4 separate regions of the Mus musculus genome follow, and regions 2, 3 and 4 are each linked to region 1. A link is a loop called in an ENCODE intact Hi-C map of the cell type or tissue named here. Cell type or tissue: left cerebral cortex. All regions are shown on one strand.

The links. Peaks named below come from ENCODE experiments on the same cell type or tissue, not always from the same donor. Only the 100,000 strongest peaks of a DNase experiment are listed, where the experiment ranks them.
Region 2: it touches region 1 in a loop (2.8-fold over the local background); 6 of 42 quality-filtered maps call a loop at or near these places.
Region 3: it touches region 1 in a loop (5-fold over the local background); 3 of 42 quality-filtered maps call a loop at or near these places.
Region 4: a loop joins it to region 1, with 5 times the contacts of the local background. A loop is called at or near these places in 4 of 42 quality-filtered maps.

Annotation. Positions count from the first base shown.
Region 1 is chr12:36,153,209-36,158,208 of GRCm38, reverse strand. Bzw2 (basic leucine zipper and W2 domains 2) reads left to right here and starts at 1,384. Exons shown (of 12, transcript NM_025840.3): 1 at 1,384-1,541. Ankmy2 (ankyrin repeat and MYND domain containing 2) reads right to left here and starts at 1,085. Exons shown (of 10, transcript NM_146033.3): 1 at 786-1,085. The coding sequence starts at 852. In left cerebral cortex, no CTCF peak of the experiment used is centred here; DNase peaks (open chromatin) are centred at 393, 1,123, 1,346, 2,819 and 1 more place; H3K4me3 peaks cover 3,364 bases; H3K27ac peaks cover 3,210 bases.
Region 2 is chr12:36,100,908-36,105,907 of GRCm38, reverse strand. Bzw2 (basic leucine zipper and W2 domains 2) reads left to right here. Exons shown (of 12, transcript NM_025840.3): 10 at 1,508-1,646. Among named protein-coding and RNA genes, the nearest start is that of Bzw2, 53 kb to the left of the region's middle. In left cerebral cortex, no CTCF peak of the experiment used is centred here; DNase peaks (open chromatin) are centred at 1,598, 2,211 and 2,605; H3K27ac peaks cover 480 bases.
Region 3 is chr12:36,023,962-36,028,961 of GRCm38, reverse strand. Tspan13 (tetraspanin 13) reads left to right here. Exons shown (of 6, transcript NM_025359.3): 2 at 4,890-5,000. Among named protein-coding and RNA genes, the nearest start is that of Tspan13, 16 kb to the left of the region's middle. In left cerebral cortex, no CTCF peak of the experiment used is centred here; DNase peaks (open chromatin) are centred at 1,607 and 2,595; H3K27ac peaks cover 1,490 bases.
Region 4 is chr12:35,893,686-35,898,685 of GRCm38, reverse strand. No RefSeq gene overlaps it. Among named protein-coding and RNA genes, the nearest start is that of Agr3, 29 kb to the left of the region's middle. In left cerebral cortex, a CTCF peak has its summit at 2,301 (motif pointing left); DNase peaks (open chromatin) are centred at 1,898 and 2,274; H3K4me3 peaks cover 626 bases; H3K27ac peaks cover 417 bases.

The DNA of each region.
Region 1 (5,000 bases):
CCTGCCAGGTAACGGGGATGCGGCCAGGAACTCATTTGGGACATGCACTCAGGGACTGGTGGGGAAACATGGCTTCTAGTTGGCTTCCTTCCTGCAAGCTGCACAGAGGAGGCGTGGCTCGAATCCACAAAGTGGACTGGGAAGCACCAAGGAGCTCAACAAGATCACTTGAGGTCTAACATCGGACCAAGGTCAGTCGTGTCTGTGGGTGCCTGCGCCGACCTGGGCTACAGGAAGCCAGCCACAGAAGGCCTTGATGCAGAAAGCTCAGGGCGGAACATGCAGAGCGAGTTCTGTGCCCTTATAAAGAACCCCTGTTGCTGAAAGCTCCCTCCACCCGCAGCAGGGGCGGGGATCTGCAAGGGATCCAGATCCTTAAGCCTCCGGAAGTCGAAAGGGCCCTTTATACACCCGACTTGGAGCCTAGAACTACCAGGCCACTGCGGTCTTGACTGATTACGGTCAAAACATCCAATGAGCTGGCAAGCATGCATACGCAAAGACAGGCGCCCAGGGCCACGCGTGACTGTCTAAGATGTGTAGTGACAGTCGGTCGATTTCCAAAAAGCTGATTTAGAGGTCTAAGCTCGGCAACCTAGATCTGATGGCCTCAATTTTTCTGCCTCCCATCTCCCCGCCCCTGCAATCGGTCCCCAGACAGAGACAGAAAGGCTTTTTCCGGATTGCAAGTTGCCCAAGGTCCTCCGGGCCTAGGGCGCGCTCCAGGCTCCTCAATGCCCTGAGACCAGGTGTGCAGCACCCGGATACCAACCCTGCACCCGTACCTTTCCCGATCACTTCCAGCAGTTCCTTTTCCTCCTGGGTCAGCTCGCCTTTCTTTATGTGACCCATCGTTCCCGCCAGCTTGACGCTTATTCTATTTCTTTGGAAAGGTTTTTTAAAAAAACAAGAGACGTGTATGCGTCGTGGAAGACCGCCACAGCAAGGCAACTCGAGGCCGGAGCAGCAGCCCAGTGAAGTGGCAGAGTCGCTAGGGTCTCACGGCTGGGGGCTGGCGGGTGCGGCGAGCTTGAGCGAGCCGGGCTGGCGCTCTCCACAAGTCCCGCCCCCGCGCCTCAATGGCCAGGTCGGGAGGAGGAGCTGCAAGAGGCAGCAAGCGACTCCAATTGGAGCAACCTACGAGGTCCAAACCAAAAGGAGACATTTGGAAGGGGATTCAATACATCTTCTAGGTTTCCTATTCCCATGATAACCTATTAAGAAGTACAGGGACACAGGGTTCCTTGGATTCTAAGGATAGAAGTTCTCTGCCTGGTAGTGACTTCTGTGGGCACGTGCGGAGGCATTGGGATGCAGCTAGACGGGCTGCACTGCCCCTAAGAGTGGCGCGGTTCGGGCAAGGGGCGGGGATAGGGCGGGGCCGGGGCAGGAGGCGGAGCTACACCGGGTTCTGTGTGTCTGTGTCAATGTGTCTGTCCTTCACTCCTCCATTGTCTGCCTCAGCCACTGCCGCCGCCACTGCTGCTGCAGGATCCGCCGCAGCCACCAGTCTCGCGCGTCGTCGCTCCCTCCTTGGACAGGTAAGAGGTGATCAGGTGGGGCGGCGGGAGCCTGAGAGTTGAGCGAGCAGTGACCGCCTCCGAGCCAAGGGGTCCCAGCGGGCTGGAGCTGGCGTGGAGGAAGCATGTGCCACCTGGGGCGGTTGCCTTCCTCTTCATAGAGGAGCCCCCGCGCCGCGCCATCATCCATGCACGTACTGTGTATTAGTGCCTCTCGAGCGAGACCTAGACCTCGCTACGTTTGTCCGCCCCAAGAGCTCCGGGGACCGCGGGCCGGCCGTAAGCTGGCCACGCGGTGAAAGTGGCGGGTGCACATGGTCTCGTGCGTGGCGATCCCCGGGGAGGCCCACTGCCGGGAGGTGAGGGGAACACCCCATGACCAGCGACACTGGGAGAGGCTCGGAGAAGGTAAATTTCTTTTTGCAAACCTAGCCCTCCCCAGTACTTGTCTGTCATTTCTTGCCCTCTGTGGAAGCCATGGAACCTGGACCTGTGGTGTTCGCTAAGGATATTTAGAAGCGACTTACAACTGCTCTGATACTTTGTTGGGGTGTGGGGGTCTTTTTTGCTCTGAGAGAGCTGCCTGTCTTTATAACTCAGGTTTGGGGATTTATGGAACTAGGGAGGGTAGGCTGGAGAGGGCGGGGATTAAATTGGTGTTGCTGTCTATATATAGCCTTAGATTAGTTTCTTAATCCAGCCTTCATTCAACTGTGGTGTGGCTCCTGGAGCGTCCACCGTAGGTAGATAAGAGGTGAATATCGTGTGTACCTTTCTGTGCCTCCGATGCAAGGTACGCTTAAGAAAATATTCAATCATTCCTCCAAGATGCTTATCTGTAGCGTTCTACAGCGTCAATCACTGCTTCTTCGGAAATGACTGTTTAGTTTTGCTGTTGTTTCTCAACAGACTGGTATTGATGTTTCCGTTAAAACACAATTGTGCTAGGGAGAAATACTTGAATAATCATGTAGGTGGTTTTTATTAAGTAGCCCCAGGATCGCTCTTTCATTCCACGGTGCCAAGAATGATGTGAAATGCCTTTTCCTGTGGCCCCTCTACCTCGTTTTGCTCAAAGCGCGTACTAGCACTTCAGAGACCCACAGATGACGTTCCCTATCTCTTATCTTTAACCAAAATCTTTTCTAAACTCCCGCTGCCCATCCCCCAACAGCCACCGACAGACATGAGCTTCAGCTTGGGGAGGGAGGAGCAGATAGATTCTCCCATGAAAATGGTTGGTAATTATTCATCTCAATATATAACAAAGAAACTTTTGTTTGATGATGCTTTAAAAATGATGTAGCTGTTCAAACAAGCAGTAGGGCTTGTGAGAGTGACCAGTGTTGTGTAACACATAATGCTACCGCCACAGCAATTAATGTGCCAGAGGTAGTAGCCACAGACCTAAGAAAATGCCTGAGAGTAACCTCGCCATGTGACTACACATCATTTCATCAGATGCAGAGACAGAATTGGGTACTTAACTGCCAGGGTTTCCATCTCTGGTGCCAAATCTGGGCCATGGTTACTTGAAGGTCACACCTGTTTGTCTCCCTGGGGTTGTCAGTTCCTCGACCGATGGAAACATTAGGTTGTGTTTTAAGCACCTGGTGGGTATTTCGTCTTCTGAATGCATGGCTTTCATTTAGAGTTGATGATATTTACGGACAAAGGAAAACACCCACCCAGAAGTGCAGATAAATCCTATGTTCAGTTTGAATTTTGGAACCAGATACCTAATGGAGAGTGTTCAGAAGGGTTTCAATCGTAGCATAAATATTTAATGTCAAAATTAGATTAGCTAATGAGCTTATTGAAATGTGTTCTCATTAAAGAACTCTATTGATAATGAAATAACTATTCATTTTGACTATCTAATCTGTCCCAGATAGTCTGCCAGATGCTGTGCATAGGATTATTTTAACCATTGTCGCTATATGCCAGGAATCAGCCAGTATTATCTTCATTTATGAACGTATGAACAGAAACTAAAGGAGGTTAATTTGCCCACAGCCCCACATTTGGAAAGTATGGAATCTGGAATTAGATTCTTTCTGATCCGTCTGTAAAAACCTTTCTCGGGGTATGGTGGTACACACCTCTAATCTCAGTATTCTGGAAGCAAAGGCAAGCAAATCTTTCTACAGAGCTGCTAGACAGGGCTATGTTACACAGTAAAACCCTGACTTAGAGATTAAAAATAAAACAAATAAAAACACAGCCAAACTGAATGGGGAGAAAAAGAAATAAAAAGGAAAACCATGACTGTTCCTATGAATGCTGGAGGAGAAAGTTTATTAGATATCTGGGAGAATCCAGAGTGGATGTGACCCAGAGCCATGTAAGGAGAGGGCAGAGAGGAGAACCAGGTACAGCAGCCAAGAGGGCAAAAGAAACAGGTAACCGACATGGCTGGATTATATAGGGAAGAACCTCTGAGGGAAGGGCAGCCCAGCCCTTGCACTGGAGAGTTCATGTAGACGACAGGGGATGCCAGTCAAACCCTATAACAGGTAAGGACTGAGGGATGCTGGGAGAACCTTGGCCACTAGGTTGACTTTGGTATGTCGAATAACTCCTTCAGCTATTTGTCACAGGATTTAAGACTTTGCTTAGCACACAACTTTAGTCTCCTCGCTCTTCTTCCTGTGCTTGGCGGCGCTAAGTGGGGAAGGACACTTCCTTGTGCCTGGCTGGTCTATATGATGTGTATGTGAGCCAGTATGCCATGGCTGCTGGTCTATATGATGTTTATGTGAGCCAACATGCCATAGGTGCAAGCCTCCTTCCTCCTTGTTCCCTGGGCCTCCTTCTTCTCCTTTACCCCCAGCCTTCTTGAGATGGATATTTGTAGTTTATGTGTCTATTTCCATGGCTTTTTTTCCTTAAAAAAAAAAAAAAAAAGAAACCATATTAACATACTATTACATAATGGGAATATATATATATGTATATATATTATGTATATACACACATATGATAGTCTCCCCTGTTTCTGTCCTCATCTTTAAACTCTTTTAGAAACCACTACTCTCTGAAATGTCATGTGTATCCTATGACCTCATTTTCTACTCCTTGGCATCTGCCATGGAGTCCTCTTCCCACCTGGCTATTTCAAGGAACTCTCAGTTGGGTAAACACCAAACACAATCACCCTTTCACTGGTCACTGAGTAAGGCTCCAACCTGTGGTCCCAGCAGGCATTTCCAGTCAGCCAGCTCCTCCCACTCTCTGCCCTAAGGTCGCCATAGACTGCTTCCCTAACCTACCAGTAATTTCCACCCTTTGTTCCTCTTTTTTTCTCTTCCTGGAATTCTCTGCCTTTCCTGGCCACCCATTCTCTCCTCCTCCATTGTTTGGAATTAGCTCTTCTTTCAAGATAACTACTTTTCTCCAGCTTGCATGGGTATCTTTTACCTTGTCCCATGAAGGGCATACAGACCCTCAAACCGTTGCAGGGTTGCAGTCTTTGCACAG
Region 2 (5,000 bases), 52 kb after region 1:
TCTTGCATGTAGAGTTCAGTTAGGACGTTGAGGTACAGATCCGCGTGCTCTTGCGCTAAGGTGACCACAGTAGGTCTTGCATGTAGAGTTCAGTTAGGACGTTGAGGTACAGATCCGCGTGCTCTTGCGCTAAGGTGACCACAGTAGGTCTTGCATGTAGAGTTCAGTTAGGACGTTGAGGTACAGAATCGCGTGCTCTTGCGCTAAGGTGACCATAGTAGGTCTTGCATGTAGAGTTCAGTTAGGACGTTGAGGTACAGATCCGCGTGCTCTTGCGCTAAGGTGACCATAGTAGGTCTTGCATGTAGAGTTCAGTTAGGACGTTGAGGTACAGATCCGCGTGCTCTTGCGCTAAGGTGACCATAGTAGGTCTTGCATGTAGAGTTCAGTTAGGACGTTGAGGTACAGATCCGCGTGCTCTTGCGCTAAGGTGACCATAGTAGGTCTTGCATGTAGAGTTCAGTTAGGACGTTGAGGTACAGATCCGCGTGCTCTTGCGCTAAGGTGACCATAGTAGGTCTTGCATGTAGAGTTCAGTTAGGACGTTGAGGTACAGATCCGCGTGCTCTTGCGCTAAGGTGACCATAGTAGGTCTTGCATGTAGAGTTCAGTTAGGACGTTGAGGTACAGATCCGCGTGCTCTTGCGCTAAGGTGACCATAGTAGGTCTTGCATGTAGAGTTCAGTTAGGACGTTGAGGTACAGATCCGCGTGCTCTTGCGCTAAGGTGACCATAGTAGGTCTTGCATGTAGAGTTCAGTTAGGACGTTGAGGTACAGATCCGCATGCTCTTGCGCTAAGGTGACCACAGTAGGTCTTGCATGTAGAGTTCAGTTAGGAAGTTGAGGTACAGATCCGCATGCTCTTGCGCTAAGGTGACCACAGTAGGTCTTGCATGTAGAGTTCAGTTAGGAAGTTGAGGTACAGATCCGCATGCTCTTGCGCTAAGGTGACCATAGTAGGTCTTGCATGTAGAGTTCAGTTAGGACGTTGAGCTCAGACTGTGATCTAGGTGGTCATAGACGATGACTTTCAGTATCTCTGAGGTCAGAGAAGGGAACACTCTGTTCCAGATGGGGACATTTACATGGAAGAGAAGTGAGTCAGGTCTAGGAAAAGCTCTCTAGCACTAATAGAAAGTCAGGGAAATCTGGGATGGGGAAACAACAGAAAGAGACCCTGCAGGTGACTTGCGGTGCCTGGGACATAGAGTAGGAGAATCCCACTATCCTAACTGGAGCTCGGCTGCACCATAGCCTGCGAGGATTTGATTGCACTTCCACAGTGCCCAGTATACACAATGGGCTGTGCGGTTGCTCATAATGCAGTAGTCTTATTTGGTCTCCTTAATGCATGCAGTGAATAAAGTCTACTGAGATACACTGGTATAGAATTCACTGTAGCTGGGCATAATATAATAACCATGAACAGGATATCTCCAATGTGCTGCTGTTGGGATTCCAGCAGTGTTGGCTCTGGGTCACACCTTTCCCTCTGCTCTGTCCCAGCAATACGCTCCGCTGCTGGCCGTGTTCAGTTCCCAAGGCCAGTCCGAGCTCGTCCTCCTGCAGAAGGTTCAGGAATACTGCTACGACAACATCCACTTCATGAAGGCCTTCCAGAAGATCGTGGTTCTCTTTTATAAAGGTATCGTCCCTGCTCCCCCATTGTGCCTCTGTCTTTGCTGAAGCTCTGGGAGAACAGAGATGGGTAACGCAGTGTCTTAGTCAGGGTTTCTATTCTTGCACAAACATCATGACCAAGAAGTAAGTTGGGGAGGAAAGGGTTTATTCAGCTTACACTTTCCACATTGCTGTTCATCACCAAAGGAAGTCAGGACTGGAACTCAAGCAGGTCAGAGAGCAGGAACTAATGCAGAGGTCATGGGGAGATTTTACTTACTGGCTTGCTTCCCCTGGCTTGCTTAGCCTGCTCTCTTATAGAACCAAGACTACCAGCCCAGAGATGGTCCCACCCACAAGGGGCCTTTCCCCCTTGATCACTAATTGAGAAAATGCCTTACAGCTGGATCTCATGGAGGCATTTCCCCAACTGAAGTTCCTTTCTCTGTGATAACTCCAGCCTGTGACAAGATGACACACAAAACCAGCCAGTTCAGGCAGAGGTCACAAGCCTGTCTTCATGGAGGAACACCACAGATGCTAGCTGGGGAAGGTTCTGGAGGTTGTCCATGTCACAGAAAGAGAGAAAGAAGGCTCAGGCTCGGTGCGCACTACATCAGGACCCTTGCTGGTTAGGCACCTGAACTCTTACTGGTCAGAAGCTGCCAGAAGACGGGATGAACTGGTTGTTTCGCCTATAGTGAACGAGTATAATTATATAAGATAATTGAGTCTGCTTCTGAATTGAAACAATTAGCTCTAATAACAGTGATTATCAAAATGCTATATATACTGCGTTCAGACCCATTTAGGTACTATAAGACTGACTTGAAAATTACTGCAATAATTAGCCTTTCACTTGACATTTTAGTTATTTGGCCCAGCCATTCTCCTGTTTTTCTAAGGCAAGGCTATTTTTAAATATTCACATTTACTGTCTCTTCATTGTATTTAGGTGGTTTAGGTTGCCATGACAACCAGCACTAAAAAAAATGAATGTTGAGCGCTCTAACTGATCCCAGTCCCCATACCTACAGCATGCAGCAGCAATGCTTGGCTGCTTGAGGGCTGGATTACATAGTTTTATGAGGGGGAAAAGGAGCAACTGGGAGACAGATTTTGAACATTGTGAAAGGCCCATTAGAGGTGGTGCATTCCTAAGTAGCAGCAGCACGTTATCATACATATAAAGTAATATAAGCAAAACGCTTACTTTCCCTGCTGTTTTTAGAATTGCTTGCTGTGTTTTTCATAGTTTTTTTAAACTAATTTCAATTGAACATGTATTTTGATCATATTCACACATGCCCTATTACCCACCTCCCACTCCTACTGATCTCCTTTATTCCACTCAGCCCCACTTTGTCTTTCATGGCTTTTTTCTTGTTAGCCACGTGAGTTCAATTAGGGTAATGTTCACCTGCGTCTCTCACACCTGCCCAGCAGACTTGTCTACTTTGAATAGTAACTTTAGACTTTGTATTGAAAAAGTTTTTACATGATTGACGGATAGTTAATTTTTTAAATGCTCAGTGCTATTTTGCTATGAATTTGAATTCGCCATCCAGATTCTTAATATGAGTACATCTTGTAAAAAGGAGCCTCCTTTGAGAAGATGCCCCCATCAGTGTGGCCCGTGGGCAAGCCTCTGGGGCATGTTCTTAATACAAGTGACTGATGTAGAAGGGCCCAGTTCATTTGGATGGTGCCACCCCTCAGCTGGTGGTGCTGTATGCCCTAAGTAAAGCCGAGTAAGCCATAGGGACAAGCCAGTAAGCAGTGTATGACCTCTAGGTTCCTGCCTAACTTCCTTGGATGATAGACCACAGGTTGTAAGCTGAAATAAACCCCTTCTTCCCCAAGTTGCTCTTGGTCAGTGTTTTATCATACCAGCTGAAACCTTAACTAAGACAATGAGGTATTTCCTAATAACTATTTTAGGAAAAGGATATAGTAACCATGCCAGGGAGGTTACTATAGATAAAGGAGCTTGCTGCCAAAGGTGACAGTTGTTAGATCCCTGGTACCCACGTGGTGGAAGGAGAGAACCAACTCTCTCAAGTTGTCCTCTGATCTCAACATGTGGCTCACTGTAGCACACACACAATGAATAAACCTGTGGGGAGCGGGTGTGGCGGCAGTCCCAAAGGCGCCAGGGACTGCAGCTAAGTCATATGACTTGCACCTGACTTCCTCATATAAACCACAAACATCTTGAGAGCTGCGCAGGTGTACCAGGATACAGGTGAATCCAATTTGGTGGAGATTTGCCCCTGCTGCCCTGATTAGCTGAAGCTGCGTGCCTGGTGAGGTGTCGTGGCCTGCGGTGCGTGGATGAGAGAGAGTATAAAAAGAGTGAGAGGCCCAGGGTTCGGGGGAGATATAAACAGGGGAGATATAAAAACAAGGGAGATATAAACAAGGGAGATATAAAAACAAGGGAGATATAAACAAGGGAGATATATGGAGAAAGAAGAAACAGGACTGAATAAATGTGTGCAGAAGGATCCTGTAGCAGCGTCGTTCTTCCTGGCCAGTTGAGCGCGCGCAACAAGTGGTGCCGAAACCCGGGACGGGACGAGAAGACCTAGGACGAGAAGACCTGGGACGAGAAAACCCGGGACAAGAAACATCTTCAGGCATGAGTGAAGACCCCTTGCTACAGGAAGGATTCAGAACTGCATAACGGGGAAGAAGGGGTTAATAAAGGTTCCCGTGAAACAGACTGTTGAGAAGGATCCTGCGTGGATTCAGAACTCTTCAGCTGGGGAACGGTACTGATGAAGAGAAAGAAGAAAGATGAGGACGGAATAAACTGCTGTTAGAAGGACTGGTGGTCGTGTCGTTCTTGCTGGTCGAGAGCAGGCGCGACAATTGGTGGCCCGTACGGGGAACCGACTCCCCCACCGAGTTCAGAACTTTCAGCAGTCAGTGGTTGCCGGCAGGGTAAGTTCACAGTGAGTGAAACTTGCGACCCCAGGAGTTTGGGAAGGACCTCGGATAAAATTGAGGCAAGTATAAAGTTGCCAGGAAGGAGGCACAAAGTAATGATAAGGTTCCTGGCTTTGGGACAAGTTAAGGTTCCCTGTTTGGGGACAAGTTAAGGAACTATGATAACCTCAGTGTAGTGATCAATAGATCCTCGCTGAGTAGTTATGCTTTTTTCTCCCGTTGACCCTTTGTGGGTAGGTCTGATAGTTTTGGTCTTGTTTGTTCTGATATATGGACTCTGTTACTGTTTGAATCAAGAGGCAGTCAAGACAGGTCAGAAAATCCTTACAGAGCAACAAGAAAGTATGTCGGAAGAGGAGAAGGGCTTAAAAAGAAAAAGGAAAAAGAAAGGAGACACAGTGTTATCAGGTGGACAGAAAGGACAAAA
Region 3 (5,000 bases), 130 kb after region 1:
TCCTAGAAGTGGGCATTGAAGATCTCCTGGAACTGGACTTACAGATGCTTGCCATCTGCCATGTGGATACTGGAGAATCAATCCTGGGTCCTCTGGAAGAGCAGCAATTGCTCTGAAAGAGGGAGTCATCTCTCCATCCCCCATGCCTTTCTTGTTTTTCAAAGGCGGTGTCTTATAATGTAGGTCTGCCTGTTAGCTTAATACTTGGTATGTAGTCCAGGTTGGTCTTGAACTCTTGGAAATCCTCCTGCCTCAGCCTCTAAATGGTCGTCATGCCCAGCTAGGAATAATTCATGATACTTCAGAGCCACCTGGGGTAAACCAAGTAAGGCCTGTCCTCAAAGAGGCTGTGTACTAACCTTGGACTCTAATGAGTCTGTAATCGGATTCAGTCTATTCCTGTTATTCTAACCAGACAAACTTTCAAAAGCATCGAATGTTTCCTGTTTTTAACAAAGTGCTACAAGTGTAATAATGACCTAAAACAATAGGTTGTACCTTGTACCAGAAGTCAGAAGTCTGCAGCAGGTCTCGGCTGTACTTGCTAGGGAAGGGAAGAGTGTTGCCTGGCATCTGCTCCTTGCGTTCCTTGGCATAGAACCTCTCCCTCCGCCTTCAGTGCTAGTAGCATGCCATTGCTAGACCTCTCAGGCTACATTCTGCTTCCCTCAGTGATGTCGTTTTCAGATCCTGACCCTCCTCTTTTTTTTTTTTTTAAAGATTTATTTATTATACATATAAGTACACTGTAGCTTAAGACATGCCAGAAGAGGGCGTCAGATCTCATTATGGGTGGTTGTTATCCACCATGTGGTTGCTGGGATTTGAACTCAGAACCTTTGGAAGAACAGTCAGTGCTCTTACCCACTGAGCCATCTCACCAGCCCGCTCCTCCTACCTCTTGCAAGGACTCTGAGACTATTTAAATCTTATTCACATAATTTAGAATCATCCTGTCTTGAGATTTGTAGTTTAATCCCAGCTTCAGAGTCCCCTTGGTCAATCTGATACACTCATCTTGTGGACAGCAAGTGGACAGGAGTCAACTCCTGTGGTCATAGGGGGTTGCTTGAGTCTGGGAGGGACACGGGAGTCAGAGACTCAAAAAAAGGAATGCACTTTCTTTAGTGAGCCTATATTTTCTTTGCATTCTTTGCCTTATTGTGTTTACCTACTTTTGTTCTGTTTTAATTGTATTTTACTGTGACATACTTTGTAAAAAAATCTCTTGACATAGTAATTATTTGTCCTCTTGTTAGCTTTCAATCTTTACTGACTTCAAAAGCAAAAGCCAGTAAACTATAGCCAACAAGCTAAATCCATCCCATCTTCTTTGTTACAGCATACTAGCTAAGAGTGGTTTCTCTCTCTCTCTCTCTAAATTGTTTGAATGGCTGCCTTAGTACAGATGCATGGTGTTTTATTTGTGAGTTCATTACAAAATGATATTTGTTTTAACAACCTCTTTCATTTTCGTGTGTGTATGTGTGTGTGTGTCCCAACACATGTATAGAGTTTAGAGAACAGTTTGCAGGATTGTAAGAGCTCTCTCTTTCTACTGTGTGGGTTCTTGGGATAGAATTGCCCAGCTTGGCAGCAGTCACCCTTACTTGCTGAGTCATCATCTTCTTGGCCTGGATTCACATTTTTAAATAGTAGAGAAAAAAAAAAATCAAAGGAAGGGACATACTTTGTGATACATGGAAATTGATGTAGAATTCACAGTGGGAAAAGAGGTGTTGATGGTTCCGGTGGCACATGCAATGTCATCTGCACTTGGGAAGCCAAGACAAGAGAATCCTGACTTTGAGGCTAGCCTGAGCTATCTTACCTTATCTCGGACACTCTGAAACCCTTCCAACAAAGATGAAGCCACCCCTAAACCAATAACAGACAAAGCAAAGCAAAGCAGAACAAACAAAATGTTAAACCTTCAGCCAAACGAAGCCAATAAGACAGAAAAAAACATGGGGCAGGTGTCAACACAGCTCTGGTCATTCCATCTGTACCGTGTGTCTCAGGCCTGTGTACAGTATTGGAATAGGTCGTGGCAGGGGCTGTGATGTACGCAACCAGGTTAAGTGACAAGAACAATTTCTGACTTCTGTCTTTAAGTCTTGAATTTACTATTTAAATGTAAAGTTTATTAACTTAATACTTTAAGAATATTTAACTTTTAACATTCCTGATGTTTAAGAATCCCATTAATGGCTGGGCATGGTGGCACACGCCTTTAATCCCAGCACTCGGAAGTGGGGGGGGGGTGGCAGAGGCAGGCGGATTTCTGAGTTCAAGGCCAGCCTGGTCTACAAAGTGAGTTCCAGGACAGCCAGGGCTACACAGAGAAACCCTGTCTTGGAAAACCAAAAAAAAAAAAAAAAGAATCCCATTAATGTAGGAAGGGTTTGGCATGATTTTGGACGAACGAACTCTTTAAAGCTGTGTATGTACTTACATGTATGCTACCCAGTGTGCGTGTGGAGACCAGAGGACCCCAGAAGGACTTTTTATGTTAAGGGAAATGCAGATTGAAGATCTTGTCTCATGACCTGAATTAGTAAATGCGCCTCTCTCATCCAGAATTTGATGTTAGCAGGTGGGTGGGATGTGTCATCTGTGTTACCATGGACACAGGGTGCCATGGTTCTCAGTTGTTTGGTTAGATACTGCTTTAAGGGTATTTTGAACTGTAGCCAGCATTTAGAATCAGTTGATTAAGCGAATCAGACTATCCTTCATAGTGTGGGTAGCGCTTTAAAATTTCTCTTGTCTGAGCTTCATTTTCTCATATGTGTGTGTGTATGTATGTGTGTGTGTATATATATATATATATATGTGTGTATATATATATGAGAAACCAACACAAAGTATGCATATATACATATATGCATATACATATATATATATATATATATATATATATATACATACATACATACATATGCATACTTTGTATTGGTTCTGTTTCTGGAGACCACTAATTGCTGCAGTTAGCTACTCTGATGTGTGTACTTGTGGAGCATCCTCTGTGCCTGTACCAAGATTACTGTGGTGATGCTAAGCCAGGCAGAGGTGAGGCCCTTCTTCACCCCCCCCCCCCCAGGCTCCTTTTATTGGTTGTGAAAGGGAATGTGACACATTTAGGTGTTACAGAGTCAGAAGTAAGCTCACCTGTGAAAGGGCAGAGTGCGTTTTCTCAGCTCACCACTGTTTGAACTTGTGAGGAGACTCTGAGGAGACAATGATGCAGAACTCACAAGGAGCAGCTGAGGAAGGGAGCGGTTTGTTTTGGTGTATGAGCTGCTGTGGTAATGTCACCTGAAACGAGCTCTGTGGTCCCACAGATGGCTTCTTTTTTTTTTTTTTTTTTTTTCCCCTCCCATGTTTTGGCTCTTTGACCAAGATTCAAAAAAGAAAATGCTTTGGGTAAAAATAGAAACAGATGCACAATATTTAGCAGTTTTGTTTATCTCTCTATATATGTAAATAAGTTTTTAAATCAGTGTATATTGCTTTGCACATAAACAGTGGTGCATTTGAGCAAGGGAAAAAATCACATAGTAATTTATATGTTTCTAAACAGAGGCCTGTCAGTAGTGTGATGCTAGAAAAATCTAGTTTTGAATTTTGTTTTTTTCCAAACTGGGCATTACACTACCTCATTACTCCTGGAGATGGTTGACCGCATGTGTACTGAAGGCACACAGAACTATTCTGCTCTATAAATCCTCTTCCACCCCTTTCTGAAACTGTATTAAGCTATCTATATCTTCTAGAGTTCATTATAATTCTTATGTGGTTTACCATTTATTTGTTTGTTTGTTTGTTTAAAGAATAATTATATCTTTGCGTTTTGTAAGCTCCGTCTTACACACAGGCGTACTAGCTCTTTAGGTAGTGTTTGATAAACTTATAAATACAGTGACTGGAATAGAACATGATTTCTCCTTGCTCAGCTGCCATTTCATTTCAAATAGCAACCTCTCCTTCCCTATTTTAATCTTGATGGCTTTAATGGTCTCTTGCACGTCTATGGTTTTACGTACTGGAAACAATTTTCAAATGTTCTCCAGGGCTCAGGCCCTGATAAGTTCCAAGGATACCTGGAGGTTCGAGCCTCGGAGAGCTTACATCCGAATTGCCTTTTGCTCCTGGAGAGGCGATAGGGCAACAGGTTGTAGTACAAGGAAAGAAACCATAGCTTCACATTTGAGGAACACAGCTTGTTAGGGGAGGGAGGACTGTCTCAGCCTTTTGGGGAGCGGGAGAACAGAGGGGGCTGCGGGCCGACTGGGTTATAAAGCAAAAGGTAATTTTCATATGAGCACATCAGAATGATAGACTGAGGTGTGCTGGTGCCTAGTTTTACATAATGCTGTTACTGGGCTAGCTTATGCTCCTTGTAGGCGTCAGAATCCAGATGACCTTTGAGACTGCATGGTTGCTTTCTGGATTATTGTTAATCTTTTTTTTTTTAAGCATAATTGGGGATGACTTTAAATTTATTACAACAGTACCATCAACTGAGCCTTGTGGGTTTCAGTCAGCTTTCTCTAACTGTGGGTTTCACATTCATGCATTTAATCAACAGGATCAAAAAATGGTTTCATTAGCCAAGTTTTTTTTTTCTTGTTATTATTCCCCTGACAATTTCTGGTAGCATTGCAAGGCAATGTCCAAGTCACCCAGAGATGGTCTGAAGCTTAAAGGAGGATATCATAAAGTATATACAAATACAACACCATTTGAATGTGGTGTGTGTAGCAGGTTCCACAGCTGACACCCTGGGGCCCCCAAGGGACTCTTGCCGTTGTAGGAAAGATGCTAAGATGTTAATACCTGAGCGGTGCGGGCGCTATAACGCTGAACCTCTCCCCATCTCTCCACAGCTGGTCAGCCTGCTGCTCATTGGGATTGCTGCCTGGGGCATCGGCTTTGGGCTGATCTCCAGTCTCCGAGTGGTGGGTGTGGTCATTGCTGTGGGCATCTTCCTGTTCCTG
Region 4 (5,000 bases), 260 kb after region 1:
TAGCCCCCACTGACTCTGGAAAAAGTGACTGGATAGGAAGTAGAAGGAGATAAGAAAATAAAGTTCCAGAAAAACATCTCCCCCCCCCCCCGCCCCCTCCACCGTGGACAACTGGAGCCAGTTAATGAGACAAAATTTTGATGTTTAATTAAAGAAAGACTTTGATTCATATTTTCAGCTAAACATGTTAATACTTGCAATTAGGGTGTGTGTTAACTTTTATCTAACTTTTATTATAGAAATGTGTACTATCTATACAGAAAGAACAGGTCCCGCTGTTCCTTCAGGGGCGTGAAGGGCCATGCCTTGTCACTCAGTCACCAGGATTTCTAGGAAACGAATGTCTATTTACTTAGAAAGCAAGTGTCACATTGTGCTTTGAATGTGAGCTCTGCTGGTTGCCGCACCAGAAGTGATAGTAATGGGGAAAAAATGGACTATGGTGGAAAGGCGGTGTGGACGGAGTGGGGTAGAAGCTGGGCCCCTCTTTTGGGATCTCTTGGGATAGCCTTGTCCAGTGCTCATTCCATGACACTTCTGTGACCTGCTATCTCTGTCCTAGGACAAGCCTGAGGTGTTTTTCTCTTCCCGACTGTGTCCTGACATCCCATTAAAGAGGTAAGATGTTCTAGTCTCTTTCCTGCTGCTAAGACAAACACCCTAACAACCAGCAACTTAGGGGGAGAACAAGCTTGTTTTAGCTCCAGATTCTAGGATTCTATTCATCTTGTGCAGGAAGTCAAGGCAGCAGGAACTTGGGAAACTGTTCACATCATATCCACAGTCACGAGCAAAGAGAGAATATACTGATTATTGCTTGTTTGCTTGCTCTCAGCAGTTTTCGCCTCTCTTCTGCTATTGGAAACCTGCCTAGGGAATGGTGCCACCTGAAATGGCTCAGTCTTACATGAATTAAAACTCCCCCAACCCCACAGGCAAGCCTACAAGCCAACCTGATCTAGATAATTCCTTGTTAAGAATATTTTTCCAGGTGATTGTGGACTGTTACATTGGCAGCTAAGCCGGCACTGATGTCATAGGGCTGATGTTCAGGTGTGACCGTAGAGAGCTTTATGAGAGGGACAGTGTGAAACTGGCCAGCGCACTACTGTACTGTCTGTCCTAAGTACCAGGGTAAGTATTCACCTAGCTGAAATACTGTCCATGTGCTCAGTGTTCCTTCTCCCAGGACAAATGGTGACTCGACTCATAATGGGAGGCCCTAGTGCCAGGAGCTGAAAAGCCTCAGTTAAGCCTCAGGCCTGAGTAACAATTGCTTTTAGAAAGAAAAGAGAGATGTCTCATGTCCATTTAATAACCTTCATAGTTGACTACATTGGATCTGCGTGTCAGACTTAGAACGTTTGGTTGCTCCTACATCACATAAAACTTTTCAAATTTGCACTCTGTATGCTTTTTAAAGTTCAGAATGGGATCACAGTGGGCAAAGATTTTTCTATTTCATAGGGCAAAAGATTATCTGATCACAAAAAGGTCAAATTTTAGATATGCAAATTGCATATCTCTTTCTCCCCCTTTCACTGCTGGGCAGCCCCGCTCCTTTCTTGAGATTCCCCTTTACACAGCCTAAAGGTCTCTGTCTACAGGGGTGTGGGAGTGTGGCTCCAGGTCTTTGTGAAGCTCTGTTTGACTCCTGACTCCAGACTTTCCCCACAGGAAAAAAAAAAGGTCAGACTTGTTTTCGTTTTTAAACAATCTGTGTGATTTGAATAGAAATGGCACTGAAGGTGGAATGAAATTAGCATTTAAAAATCCCCTGAGCCTGTTCAGTCCTTACTACAATCTACTACACTTTCACCAATTTAGCTCTGCCTTTGAAATGCTTTCGTGCTGTGGTTAAGCACCAGGGAGCCAGGCTTGATTTTGAAGCGTGATTCTCTTCATCAATGGGGTATGGGACTTGGGTAAAAAAAAATGTAACCCGTGTGAGACCCGATTTTCTCTTTGAGAAGCGGGAATAATAACGTCTGAGTTTTCCAGGATTAAATAGATAGCTGTGTGTGAAGCTGCAATCAAGGACGATATACAGGAAAATAACCCAGTCCGTTCATAACGAACCCAGTTTATTAAGCTTACGGATAATATTTGAAAAGCTATTTCTATGAAGTGATTCCATTAACATTTGCGGAGGATTTGAGAATTTTAGGGATTATCTACTGTCACTAACAGTGACATTTATTCCGATTAAAACAAATCATTTCAAATGTCCTATGTAATTGAGGGATTAAAGAAAATGGCTTTTGTGTTTTCAATTTCAAAGATACGTTCACAGCGCCACCTGCCGATCAAGAGGATGAACGGCTTTTGGTCTATTTTGATAGGCAAAATAAATAAAATGCAAGAGTGTTTCCCTTGGTGTCTTTCTCAATACACTCTGTCATTTGCTTGAGAAATTTACATTATTTTTGCAAAGATCTGTAATGTTCTTTTGAAGTATCAAATATCTATTTATCTCTTTACTGACTGGACCCCATCATTGAGCCAGTTTAAATGGTGGGGTCAAATTATCAAATTAAACTAGTAACATAAAAGGTCAGGTGATCTGTACTGAGTATCTCTCTTCACCCAGAGGCTAGACCAGACAGACTGAACAGACGCATGCTAATCATTGGCTTTTACTCCATTGTAGAAAACATTCTCCAGCCCCAGGCTGACCGTAACGTTCATGTGAGGTTGGAGACTTTGAGAGACTACTCGGAGAATCTGGGTGTCGTTCAGCCAAGACTTGACCACTGTGGGATAAGAACAGCCCAGGTCCCAAAGGCACCAGAAGCACACACAGCCGGGTGCAAGGTGTCTATTGTATCTGTAGCAGAATTGTAAGTTGAAATGGTTATTATAATGAAGACTATATACGTCTTCTAAATTACAATGATACAATGTTATAAATGATGGACATGGTTATTACATATACATCTAATCAGAAACACACAGCCAACACCTAACTATGGATTACTATTAGCACACCCTTGGTATGCTTTACATATCATTTCAGTTTCTGTTTATGTCACCGCGAGTGTGCATATGTGTTTATATACATGTCACATATATAAGCAAATAAATGAACAAGTGTCATGAAGTACTTTTTCCACAAACTTTTTTCATTATTATAAAATTCATATACAAGGAATCATTCTAACCACCCAGCAGAGTGCAATTGTGCATTTCGTATTTTCAGAGTGCTATGTAGCTGTGTGTGACATATTTCTAGCACTGTTTACCACCACAAAGTAACTTATATACCCACAAATAGTTGCCCTCCCCCATTTTCCTCAAGCCCTGGGCAAATTCTGGCCCACAGCTTTGTATCTCTGTGAATGTGCTCATTGCTGCTGTTTTATGGAAGTGGGTTTATACACTGTATAGCTTTCTGTGGCTGCTTTCTTTCCTATAGCAGTGTTTTCAAGGTCCATGTACTTGGCAGTGTGTATCAGTTTTCAGTCTCCTTCATAGCTAAGTCACATGCCATTGCACATCTATTCCCAAACCTGTCTACCCACTCATGGATGGTTCCTTATCTGCACTTTTATGGGGTTCTGACTATCTATCGTCCCTATGAGAGCTGTGCAGGTGTCATTTGAATGCCTCTTCTGTGACCTTTGGGTATATAGTTAGGAGTAGAGATTGTGGCTGTATGCTGCTCTGTTCTAACTATGACATTCTGTCAAAGTCTAAATTGCCAAACTCTTCCCTGTGGTGGCTACCACGTATTGTACTACCAGTATTGTATGCATGCACTGTGCCTGTCTTCAGTTCTAATGTCTTTTGAGCTCTCCCGAGGCTGTGAGGTGGGTCTCCCGCTGTACTTTTGGTTTTCATTGCCTCAATATCTAATGACACTGAACATACTTTCATGAGCTTATTGGCCATTTGCATATTTCTTTATTGGTGTTTTGATTCAAGTCGTTTTCCTTCAGTGATTTTCTAAAAGATTAAAAACTAAGACCAGGAAACCCTGACTGGGCTCTGTGAGGTTGCAAAGAACAGAACCTTCTCATTAAATAAGGTGAGGGAGCCTGGGTCCATCTCAGCAGCTGCTCTGAGTCTTGTGAAGAGCTGGAATGCTACTTACTATTGTTCATCAGTTCAGGGGTCATTTGAGGCCTGGCTCGGGTCATGGTTGCTATGGAAACCATGGGGCAATGTGAGGTCATGGTTGCAGGAAGCTGCTGCTTAGTGCTTCTTTCTCTCCCATCTCATTTGTCTCCCATGCTCCCTCCCCGCCCCTTCCTGCTCCCTCGCTTTCCACACCACTGGACTCTGGTCCTTGCATCTCTGAAGCCATACTGAGGTCACAATTTCCAAGAGAGGAAATGATCCCTTTGGTTGGTCACTGTCCATAACTGGTATCTTCCAGGGCTGGCCTTTTGTGCTATATAGTCTCATGGTCATTGAGTGGTTACAGGTGTCCCAATTAGCGGAAGCCACACCAACCCACATCCTACCTGTGAGGGGCTGACAGGACACTGCCAAGGCTGAGGCAAACATGGAGGCTCTATTATGGGTTATCCATAATTTACACACATATCCCTTTTGATATTGTAACAAGTATTTCATAGGAAGGAATTGGCTGCTGTTACTTCAGGAGCCTCAGAGGAGGCTGTCCTGTTTCTCTAGCTTTTGGAGGCTACTGTCTTCCCTTTCATGTAGCACTGTCACTCGCTCCTGCCTCTACCACTATGTGGCCTTTTCTGTTTTTTGAACTTTCCATGTTCCCTTCAAATGGGTCCGTGTGGTAGCATGGCTCCCTCCTGGATATCTAGGAGAGTCTCCCTGTTCGGGGATCCTACCTATACAGCAAAACTCTACTGCCCTATTACATAGCACCACGGTTCTGAGGACTGACTCTCTATTCTTGAGGAGAGTTATTTGTCAGTCTACCACAAGGTCTCTGCAATTAAGAAACGACACAGTCAAGATTTTAGCCTTAATGTACATTGTGGAACAATTCAGAAAAGTCTGTGCAATTGGAAATGTCT